3 separate regions of the Mus musculus genome follow, and all the other regions are linked to region 1. A link is a contact called in ENCODE Hi-C or POLR2A ChIA-PET data. All regions are on one chromosome and are shown on one strand. The core of a region is the stretch at or near the end of the contact, and the rest is flanking DNA. Distances in the headings are between cores, read along the strand shown.

Evidence for each region. A loop is a pair of places that touch in the nucleus more often than their neighbours do. ChIA-PET counts read pairs that join two places held with the same protein, here RNA polymerase II (POLR2A).
Region 2: a loop to region 1 is called in a map of heart, with 1.9 times the contacts of the local background. The contact joins the promoter of Efhd2 here to the enhancer-like site in region 1. A Hi-C loop is called at or near these places in 5 of 37 maps with a recorded cell type or tissue (Patski and heart). POLR2A ChIA-PET finds 5 or more read pairs at or near these places in 2 of 5 experiments (Patski and embryonic stem cell).
Region 3: a loop to region 1 is called in a map of heart, with 2.1 times the contacts of the local background. The contact joins two enhancer-like sites. A Hi-C loop is called at or near these places in 2 of 37 maps with a recorded cell type or tissue (heart and left cerebral cortex). POLR2A ChIA-PET finds 5 or more read pairs at or near these places in 2 of 5 experiments (Patski and embryonic stem cell).

What each region holds. Positions count from the first base shown.
Region 1 is chr4:141,912,523-141,916,042 of GRCm38, reverse strand. It overlaps Fhad1 (forkhead-associated (FHA) phosphopeptide binding domain 1), which reads left to right. Exons shown (of 32, transcript NM_177868.4): 24 at 1-110. Gm42338 (a long non-coding RNA gene) reads right to left here. Exons shown (of 3, transcript XR_881551.2): 3 at 447-2,645. Among named protein-coding and RNA genes, the nearest start is that of Gm42338, 4.4 kb to the right of the region's middle. Within about 2 kb of position 1,827, at least 1 of the 3 ENCODE cell types and tissues checked has a DNase peak (open chromatin) inside an H3K27ac peak, as active enhancers do; it is heart, where a contact is called at or near this core.
Region 2 is chr4:141,873,259-141,876,850 of GRCm38, reverse strand. It overlaps Efhd2 (EF hand domain containing 2), which reads left to right and starts at 1,931. Exons shown (of 4, transcript NM_025994.3): 1 at 1,931-2,291. The coding sequence starts at 1,984.
Region 3 is chr4:141,950,873-141,954,035 of GRCm38, reverse strand. It overlaps Fhad1 (forkhead-associated (FHA) phosphopeptide binding domain 1), which reads left to right. Exons shown (of 32, transcript NM_177868.4): 13 at 2,359-2,554. Among named protein-coding and RNA genes, the nearest start is that of Fhad1os1, 31 kb to the left of the region's middle. Within about 2 kb of position 1,760, at least 1 of the 3 ENCODE cell types and tissues checked has a DNase peak (open chromatin) inside an H3K27ac peak, as active enhancers do; it is heart, where a contact is called at or near this core.

The sequences.
Region 1 (3,520 bases), core at 578-3,077:
CCAGACCCCACCTGAGCACGGAGCAGAAGCCTAGGACTCTGAGCCAGAAGTGTGACATCTCATTGCAGATAGAACCAGCCCACCCAGACTCATTCTCCAGCTTCCAAGAGGTCAGTGTCCGAGAGTGGGGCTCCAGGCAGCTCCAACAGCCCGAGGGCTAAGGGCTTGCTTTCCTAAGAGTATCGCTTGTCCACGGTAAATAACAAAGTAAAACAGAGCTCTGCCCCCATGATCCGTCTCCGGGGCCACACTATCAACAGTGGAAACAGCGGCCCCAGGTCTTCCTGCCAATCACAAATGGGCAGTGGCTGGCTCTCCGCCTTGGATCAAGCTGGCCTAGGTTTGAATCCCAGTCCCTCCATGTAGAAAGTCTGTGGCCCTAGGGAGGTCACTGGGCACCAGTTCCCCACTCTGAGAATGACAGTTCCCACTTCAGAGACTTGTTGGGAAATATATTTTATTTATGCATACTCACAAACACATGACCTGTACAAACCTCTACCTGGTAGGTAATTGTTTGCTAACTCTTCAATTTGTTTATCTCTCTCTGTCTCTTTTGTGTGCCTGTGTGCTCACATGTGTGATATGTGTGTGTGGAGACCATTGGCTATCCGTCTGTCTCTGTCTTATCGACCTTGAGATAGAGTCCCTCCCTGAACCTAGAGAACTCCTTCCCCACCAGCTCTGGGGTACACACAACCATGCTTAACTTTTTCAAATGGCTGCCGGGAATCCAAAGTCCCTAATGCTTGCAGAAGTGCTTGAGCAGATGTTCTTAACCACTGAGCCGTCACCCCAGCCCACTCCATTCAATGGCATCTTCTCCAACTGAGTCCGTAAACGTCCACTTTGTCCCCGTGAGTGGCTGCGTAGAATTCCATGCTGTGTCCATTTGATCCAGCCGGTCCCCACACGATGGAGAGTTCAGCTCTGTAGAAGCTAAGCTTGGTGTTTCCTCCCAGAAACAAGACTCGGGCTCAAAACATATTTACAAATCCCTTGGCCATACAGCTAGGCTCTTCTCTGACAAGATCATCATCACTAAAACAACCCAATTATCTTAACATACATTCTGCCACCTAGTTGGTTACCCGTGCTCAGGTACCCTGGCTCCATCACCTCACATCTTCCTGGGTGGATCTTCCCGTGCCTTGTTCTTTCCCAGAATTCTTTCTGCCTCCTGGGCATCCCACCTTCTATTTCCTGCCTAAGCAAGGGGCCGTAGACTTTTTAATTGACAGGTGACACAAGATGTTCTCTCTACACAGCTGTGTCTCCCTTAACCTGATGCCGTAATTAGTATGGCTGCCACATAGAACTCACGTTTGGCTGTGAAATTGCTGGGGCTTGAGGGCCTTTCTAAACTGCATGGAACAGAAGCAAATGACCTTCCCAGAGAGCCATGCAGTTAATGTGACCCCCCCACAATGCCCCCATACCATGGTGGTCACTTGATAAGGTCTCCCTGTGTGACTGCCCGGAAGTCCCAGGTGCTCATCCAGTGGGAAGCATGCCTGAGTGGCCGGTCAGGTGGTCCTCAAAGCTGATACTCTGCACCCATGCCTGGTACTGTGGCCTGAGCCATCATTCCTAGTAGGCCGACTGTGGTGCACAGTGGTTCCTTGAGGTCTCCGTTTCCTAGAGTTCAGAGCATCCTTTCCATTCACTTTGGGAAACCAGATGCTTCTGGGAAGCATCTGCAGAAGAAACAAAGCCAACTCTGTCAACAAAGACACTGCCCCTGCCAGACAACCAGCGAGCCAGGGCTTCCGGCGGCCCAGATGAAAGGGCTTGAGGTCCAGCCAGCCGTCCCTGGTGTTGAGTGCTGGCCAGAGCACGTAAATAGATGTGCTTTCCCGTTTCTCAGGGCAACCAGAAGGAAGAGTGCAATGACCCAGGTGGGTTGAAAGCTAAGCTGGGTAGGAGATCCAGTTGCTCCTGTTGGACTCCTAAGCCTGCAAAGCAGGACCTGACCCACAGCCAGTATTGAGCACTTACTGTATACCAAACTTTGTGCTACAGACAGAGAAAGGCACACAGGGACCTTACACATACCAGCCCTCCGCCCCCCCCCCCAACCCCTGCCCAGCCACTCCCCATAAGTTTGAATGGTTACTTTTAGTTTCTGTCTCACAGCTGAAGCTGATGGGGGAGGGAGAGCCCAAGATAAAAGGCATTTGGACAGTGGTCCTCATCCAGGCTACTTCCTGTTTCCAAAGCCAGAGAGGGTCAGAGGGCTCAAGAGTTGTATGAGAAAGAATCCGAGTCCTCTCTCAGTAAGAGAGTTCCCAGAGGGGCATGAGGAAGGGTCACGTGGGGCTTCCTCTCCCAGTGCAGGAAAGACTAAGAGTCCGGCCTGGCTGCTGAGCCTCTCCTTCTTCCCCAGTTCAGCATCTCCTATCTGCTTCCATCCAGACGTGGCTCCTTCTGAGACAAACAGATGCCCTCTCCAGCAGATGAATAACAGAACCAAACCCTGAGGTGGACCGGCTTCAGGGCAGTACACCAGAGTAGCTGGGTCTGCTCACTCGCCCGGCAGCCCTGAGCTGGGGACAGGCTCCTCAGGCCTTCAGGACTTTGCACATCTTGAAGACCATTCTGAGAGGATCTGTCTCCACAGGAAGCATCCTTGGCCCTCATGGAGCCTGTGTGCAGGAAGGGAGGAGACAGAAAGAAACAAGTATAGAGTAAAATGTCCCAGGGAGGAGGTGGGGCCACGTGGCCTGTGCAGCCGTTAAGGCGGGACTTAAGATGGCCCCAGCTTGCCTTCTATTGGTGTGATCAACACGCGGATCAAAAACAACTTGAGGAGGAGAGGGTTCATCTTACAGCTTACCATAGTACATCAATGAAGGAAGTCAGGACAGGAACTCCTCCAGGCCAGAACCTACAGGCTAGGACTGAACTAGGGGCCATGGAAGAGTGCTGCTTACCGGCTTGCTTTTCCTGGCTTGCTCACCCTGACTTCTTATATAACCGCAGGACTACCTGTTCCATGGTAGCCCTATATCCCACAGGGGGCTGAGCCCTCCCATATCATTAATAGTAATAATAATAATAATAATAATAATAATAATAATAATATCCAGGCATGGTGGTGCATACCTTTAATCCCAGCACTTGGGAGGCAGAGGCAGGCGGATTTCTGAGTTCGAGGCCAGCCTGGTCTACAGAGTGAGTTCCAGGACAGCCAGGGCTACACAGAGAAACACTGTCTCGAAAAAACAAAAAAAGGAACCCCACAGACCAATCTTTTTTTTTTTTTCTTTTTTGAGTTTTTTTTTTTTTTTTTTTTTTTTTTTTCCGAGACAGGGTTTCTCTGTGTAGCCCTGACTGTCCTGGAACTCACTTTGTAGACCAGGCTGGCCTCGAACTCAGAAATCCACCTGCCTCTGCCTCCCAAGTGCTGGGATTAAAGGTGTGCACCACCCCTGCCCAGCCCCACAGACCAATCTTACAGAGGCATTTTTTTCAGTTAGTTGAGGTTTGCTCTTTTTAGATTAACCATTGCTTGTGTCAG
Region 2 (3,592 bases), core at 682-3,181, 39 kb after region 1:
AGCTCTACACATGCAATGACAACTGGCTGAGGCAGCTGATAAATGCTTCTGAAACACACAGGAGTCATTGTCTTACTCAGGGGACCTGGGGTCTTCTGTGAAACCATGCTTCTGAAAGGCTGAGCAAGGTATAACTACAGATTTCTTCTGCATCCATTATACTCTTTCAAATACCTTTTCCTTCAACAATGTTTGTGAACACATCAACAGTTACTGATCAGGTGTCTTCCTCTAAGCATCATCCTGTGGCAGCCAGCAGCTTCTCTGGTCCCCTCTGTTTTCACAGTGTCACTTTTTAGCTTGTGCTTTCCAGGTCTTCTGTACCCTGCCTCTGGGAGTGGGCAGTATCTGGGTACCCAGCATTGCCCTGTTATCTTAGTGATGCATCTGTGTCGGAGACTCTTGACTCCAAAGAGCAAGGCTTCCCCCAGGTGCTTGTGAAAAGCAGCTTTTTGGATCCCAGTGACAAAGGACAGGTCTGTCAGTCTAGGTAGAGCCTGGAAATCAGCATTATGGCTAGTGACCTTGCAGTTGATGCCAGAACACCATAGCTTTGAAGGTTTAAGAGTTTGTTACCGCCGGACAGTGCACGCCTTTAATCCCAGCACTTGGGAGGCAGAAGCTGGCGGATTTCTTGAGTTCGAGGTCAGCCTGGTCTACAGAGTGAGTTCCAGGACAGCCAGGGCTACACAGAGAAACCCTGTCTCAAAAAACAAAACCCCCAAAAGAAAAACAAACAAACAAACAGAGTTTGTTATCTGTCTATCTATTATCTATCATCTATCAAGGAGGGAGTCTTACTATAGAGCCCTGGCTATCCTGGATGTAGACCAGGCTGACTGAACTCAGAGACTGGCCAGAGATTTACTTTAGTTTTAAGTCTGTGTGTGTGGGGGAGGGGTATATATGCTCATGAGTGCAGATGCATAAGCAGGCCAGAAGAGGGTCTAGGATCCCTGGTGCTGGAGTTACAGGCCTTTCGTGACTTGCCCCTCTCTACCCGGACCCTACACGGATGCTAGGATGTCAGTCCTCCACAAGAGCAATAACCACTCTTAATAACTGAGCCTTCTCTTCAGACCAGCTTTGCTGTTCTTGAAGTGACAGACTAGATGACAGAGACAAATTCTCTCTGAGCTCCTCCTTTCCAGCTCCCCCCATTCCTGACGCTTTGGGGAGGAGGTCACCCCTCTGGGATCCCCATCAAAGAGGCAACATGGAGATCTCTCTGAAATCCCTCTGAGGTGGAGAGTCCCAGGCATCCGCCGGATCAGGCAGCTATTGTGCTGAATCATCGTGTAACAGGACGACCCCCTTCCCCTTTCCCAGTTCTTTGGGGACCTTGAGAACTGGTAGGGTGCCATCTCCCTCATAGCAGCTACCCCACTTTTGAATGACGCCAGTCATGATAGCCCTGGAGACAGTCTCAACTGGGCTCCAGTGCTAGGGTCCACCTTCTTCAGATTCCTGCCACCTTATCAAGAACGCCCAGCGGTTCACTACCAGTGGTCTCCATGGCAACCGACAGGGTGTCAGAGACACAAACCCCTTTCAGAGAACGGGTTGAGAGCCGCGCCCCTCTCCAGTCCCTGAACACACAGCCACCTCCTGCGAGCGGACCCTCTTCCCTCCCGAAGGGTTGGGACACCCCCTTCCCAGGTTCCTTCCAGAGGGCTCCTGGGACTCAGCGTCACCCAGAGGTCATCAGAGAGAAGTTGATGGTTTTTCACTGTGGGGGAGGGAGGGGAACGATGATGAGGAGCTGGGGAGCGGAATGCACTTGACCCCCCTACCCCCCTCCGGGGATAGAGAAGGACCCGGCACGCGGCAAAGGCGGCGGGAGCCAGCCCGGGGGCGGGCGGTCCCCTAAGTCCCACCTTCAGGGCGGCGCCTGGCGGCGGGGAGTGTCAGGAAGAGGAAGAGCGCGGCCGGGAGCGCGGCGCAGAGCAGGGGCCCGGCCGAGGCAGCGCTGCGCGGGCCACCATGGCCACGGACGAGTTGGCCAGCAAGCTGAGCCGGAGGCTGCAGATGGAGGGCGAAGGCGGCGAGGCGACGGAGCAGCCGGGGCTCAACGGGGCGGCGGCGGCGGCGGCGGCCGAGGCTCCCGACGAGACTGCCCAGGCGTTGGGCAGCGCGGACGACGAGCTGAGCGCCAAGCTGCTGCGGCGCGCGGACCTCAACCAGGGCATCGGCGAGCCACAGTCGCCCAGCCGCCGCGTCTTCAACCCCTACACCGAGTTCAAGGAGTTCTCCAGGAAGCAGATCAAAGACATGGAGAAGATGTTCAAGCAGTAAGTGCCCCTGCACCCGGTTCCCCACCACCCTAGACCCGGCCTCGGGCCCTAACCTCCCGTATCCCCAATTAGATTCCCCCAGAACCCCGTCTCACCAGGGTGGGGAACTCTGCTGCTTTTCTAAAGAGCCACGAGGCTTCCAGACCCACCACCCCAGCACGCAAGTGGATCTGGGGAGCTCCCGTTCCTGACATGTGACCCCTCCTCCTGGTGATACTGCCCTCGGAATAGCCCACGCGGATTGGGGGCTCCCTGAGGTTCCTTCCAGATAATCGCAGGTCCCCAGCGAGTCACTACCACCACACAGGGTACCGACCTCCTTCCCACTGTTAATGTTACTGCACCCACCACCCTACACCCAAACATATCGAGAAAGGGAGAAAGGGCCGGTGGCTTCCCTTCCGCTCCGTCCTAACTACTGGACTCCCTACCCCCACCGCAATAAGGCAACCCTACTGCCTCTTAAGGGGACATTCCCCCCGGCACCCATGCCAGACTTGTGCCTTTTACTGGGTCCTTTAATTTCTTCTGCTTAGTTATGGACTCTCTCCTACTAGGTTGGGTCCACAACCCCCTCCCCCCAACACACACACACACACACACACACACACACACACACCCTCAGCTATACTATGTTTACTTACTGTGGGTGAAAACTCTTCAGGCCTTTCCATTCCCGCCCACCCTGTTGACCAGGTTCCATTTCCTTAACACTGTGCGGTCTTGCTAGGGAAGGGCTCCTCTGTCCCTGTCCCCCAGTCTACAAACATGTAACTCCCCTATCATCAGGACAGAGTCCCCTGGGACTTAGCCCCTCTTCATACACTGTGAGTCCACCTTCCTCCCCTCCCTCCCTTCTCCCCCATTACCCCGCCCCCCCACCTCGAACCCCTTCACTCCGTGGTTGTGCAGTGGTGACTCCCCTGCCCTTTATCAGAAGGCAGCCCTCTTCCCCAGTGACAGTTCCTCCCTTCCCAGACAATCCCTGGAGCCCATTCTCTCTCTATGTGCCCTGCCTAGGGTCTCCAACCCCTGCCTTCTACTTTCTATGATTCTAAGCTGTACCCTTACCAGATTAGGATGTCCCCAAGACCTGTGGGCTCAGCCATTCCACACCCCCACAAAATCCAGCAATATGGAGATGGGGGAAGAGTACCCATAGGGGTAGAGAAGATGCAAGTGCCCCTCCAAAGGACCGGCCTCCCGTCTTCCTAGTAAGCCACCTATGTTCCTGGAAAGGAAATGGTCCTCCAGGCACCAGGCTGGAGCGGATCCCAGAGGGGACCAAACCACAGAAG
Region 3 (3,163 bases), core at 511-3,010, 38 kb before region 1:
TCTGGGAGAGATTTCCAGGCCGCTGGCTTGCCGCTGACCCCCCCTCCCCCCCCAGTCTGTGCAACCGGGCAAGAAATTTCCCTCTCCCTGGGATAGGTTGAGGAGAAAGATTCTCCTTTTTAAGACCCCACCTTTGACTCAAAATTGCCTCTGGGGAAAGAACTCATACAGACTTATTTTCTCTCTTAAACTCAAGATATAGCTCGGACAGTAACGTGCTTCCTACACAAGCAGGAGGTCCTGAGTTTGAATCCTTAGCACCCACATAAAAAGATGGGTCCAGCACACACCTGTTGCCCTAGTGTTTGGGAAAGCAGATGCAGAAAGATCCCAGGGAGGGGTGGGGGCGGGTGGTGGTGGTGGGGACTTGTGAGGCACTCAATCTAGCCAAATAAGCTAGCTCTGGCATCGGTGAGAGACACTGTCAAAAAATAAGCAAGGGCAAGGGAGGGGGTAGCTCAGGCGCATGCATGAAGTCCTGGGTTTGATCCACGTGGCCACATAGAGCTGGACGTTCCCCTGCAAGCCAGTCCGTGGGAGGTGGAGGCTCTGGGATCAGGGTCATGCTTAGCTAGGTTGAAGCCAGCCTGGGTTTCCTGAGACCTTATCTCAAACATGCCAAAAAGTTTCTCAAAGTAAATCGGAGAGTGATTGGGGAGGACCCCACATTGACCTCTGACCTGCATGCGCCCCTCCCCGCAAAGTCAGTCACATACCAGATAAGGTTGGATTTTGTAGTGGTGGGCTCTTTGCATCTGTACTGTTGCCCTTGTACACACTGGGCAAGTTCTGTCCTACAAAACTTCATTCCCACCCTCAGACATTCTTTTCTTATCATTCTTCTGCCTGCATATACATTGTGCTAGGTATTGTAAGTTGCCTAGAGGCCACTTGAAGTATACAGAAGGATGTGTGTAGGCTGTGTACAAATGCCACATCTCTTACTAAGGGAATTGGACTTCCTCAGAATTTGGCTTCAGTGCCTTGAAACTAATTAGTTCCCCACAGATAGAAAGAGATGGCTGTACTCTGTACTCTGGGAAGTCCCCAGCTCTGCATTTTAAAAAGTAAGAAAGAGAAACCCAGCTGGGGAGACAGCTCAGTCGCTGCAGCAGTTTCTGTGCAAGCGAGCGGACCTGAATTTGATCCCACCTTTAAAACGTTGAGCATGATAGCGCATGCTCATGATCCCAGCACTGGTGGAGGCAGACAGATCCATGGGGCTCACTGGCTAGCCCACTACCTAGTCAGAGCTTCTATCTCAAAAAACAAGGGAGGGGGGAGTGGTCCTGAGATCCCAGCCTCCACACCTGAACATACACACACGTGCATGTACAGCCCACCCCACACACACATACACACACACACACACACATGCACACACACAGAGAGAGACAGACAGACAGACAGACAGACACAGACACAGAAACAGACAGACAGAGGGAGAGACAGAGAGAAAGGTGTGAAGGGGGAAGGCAGAAAGAGGGAGGAAATGTTTTTGCTCAAAATTTCCATTTTTGCCCAGCCACGGAAGCTATTTTCAGCTATTGCCTTTCCCAGTAGAGGAGGGAGGATGAAGGTCCAGGGTGCCCCTGGTGCCCCAACCCTGAGCGTCAGAACGCACAGCTGCTTCTGCTTTCTCTTGCAATCAGACGATGCTATTTAGGGAGTTTTGTGCAAGTGCTGACTCCCTTTCAAACAAGTCAGGAAACAGCACTTTCTGTCCAGCGCGTGCCTTGATCTCGACAGGAACTCTGATGACTAGAACTAGCCAGATTTGGTTCTCACGTCAGACAGATTGGCGGCGGTGGCGGCGGCGGCGGCGGCAGCTCAGCATTGCCCAGCCTAAAAAGGAGCGTCCTGTGCCTATCAACCGTCCAGACAAAGGGCTGGGGAGATGGCTCAGTCAGAGAGCTCACTGTGCAAGCACAAAGGCCCGAGTTCAGATCCCCAGAGCCCATGTCAAGTAGCCAGGCATAGCTGTAAGTCCTGCAGCCCAGCATTATGGGGTAAAGGCAGGCCATGAGAAGAAATGGGGAGCTGTAGGTTTGCTGAGAGACACTGTCTCAAGGCAATAAGGTGAGAGTGACAGACAGACAGGCAGACACACACACACACACACACACACACACACACACACACACACACACCCTTACCAAGGCTAAATTAAACTGGGAGAAAAGATAGGCTGCCAAAAGGACCGGAATGAAAGTGGGCCCCACCAGGCAGTGATGGGCTGCTGTCCTGCTTCCTGGTCAGGTCCAGCATCTCATCCCTCTCAGGTCAGCCCCATCAGGGCCCTCGTCAGGGCCATTTATAGATGCTGGGTCTGACTGCTCACAGCCTGTCTGTCTCCAGGCTTGCATGAGGGATTCCTGCAGCAGCATCGACCTGAAGAAGGAGGTGGAGCTCCTTCAGCACCTGCCGCTCAGCCCGCTCGTGTCAGGACTTCAGAAGACGGTAGTGAACATCCTGAGGGTGTCCCTGTCCTGGCTGGAGGAAACAGAGCAGCTGCTCGGGGACCTCGACATCGAGCTCTCGGATTCTGACAAAGGTAACTGAGGCCCTTTTCTCTCATCAAGTGTTTGGAATAGCACCATGAATTCACCTGACATAAGGTGTGTTGGTGAGGAAGGCTTTGCAGCATCAAGGCTGGCAAGATGGCGTAGCAGGCGAAGCCCCGTTCGCTGAGTGCATCCCCACCAAGACCCATATGATGGAAGGAGAGAACCAATGCCCAAAAATGCAAAATAGACATAAAACATAACTTAAAATGTTAAGCAGAGGGGCAAGAGAGGTGGCTCGGCAGCCAAGAGCACCGGCTGCTCTTGCAGAGGACCCAGGTTCGATTCCTAGCATCCACATGGTGGCTCCCAGCCATCTGTAACTCCAATCCCATGGAATCTGACGCCTCCTTCTGACCTCCACAGGCACCAGGCCCACACATAGCATACAGGTTTACATTCAGGTACAACATTTATATGTGTAAAACTAAACAAACCAACAATATCTAAAGTAAAACCTTTGTAAGTGTAGCCAGGTGTGGTGACCACACCTTAAATCCCAGCACTTTGGAGGCAGAGGCAGGCGGATCTCTGTGAGTCTAAGGCTAGCCTGGTCTGCATAGTAAGTTATCATTAAGTGTGACAGTGGCCACACTAGG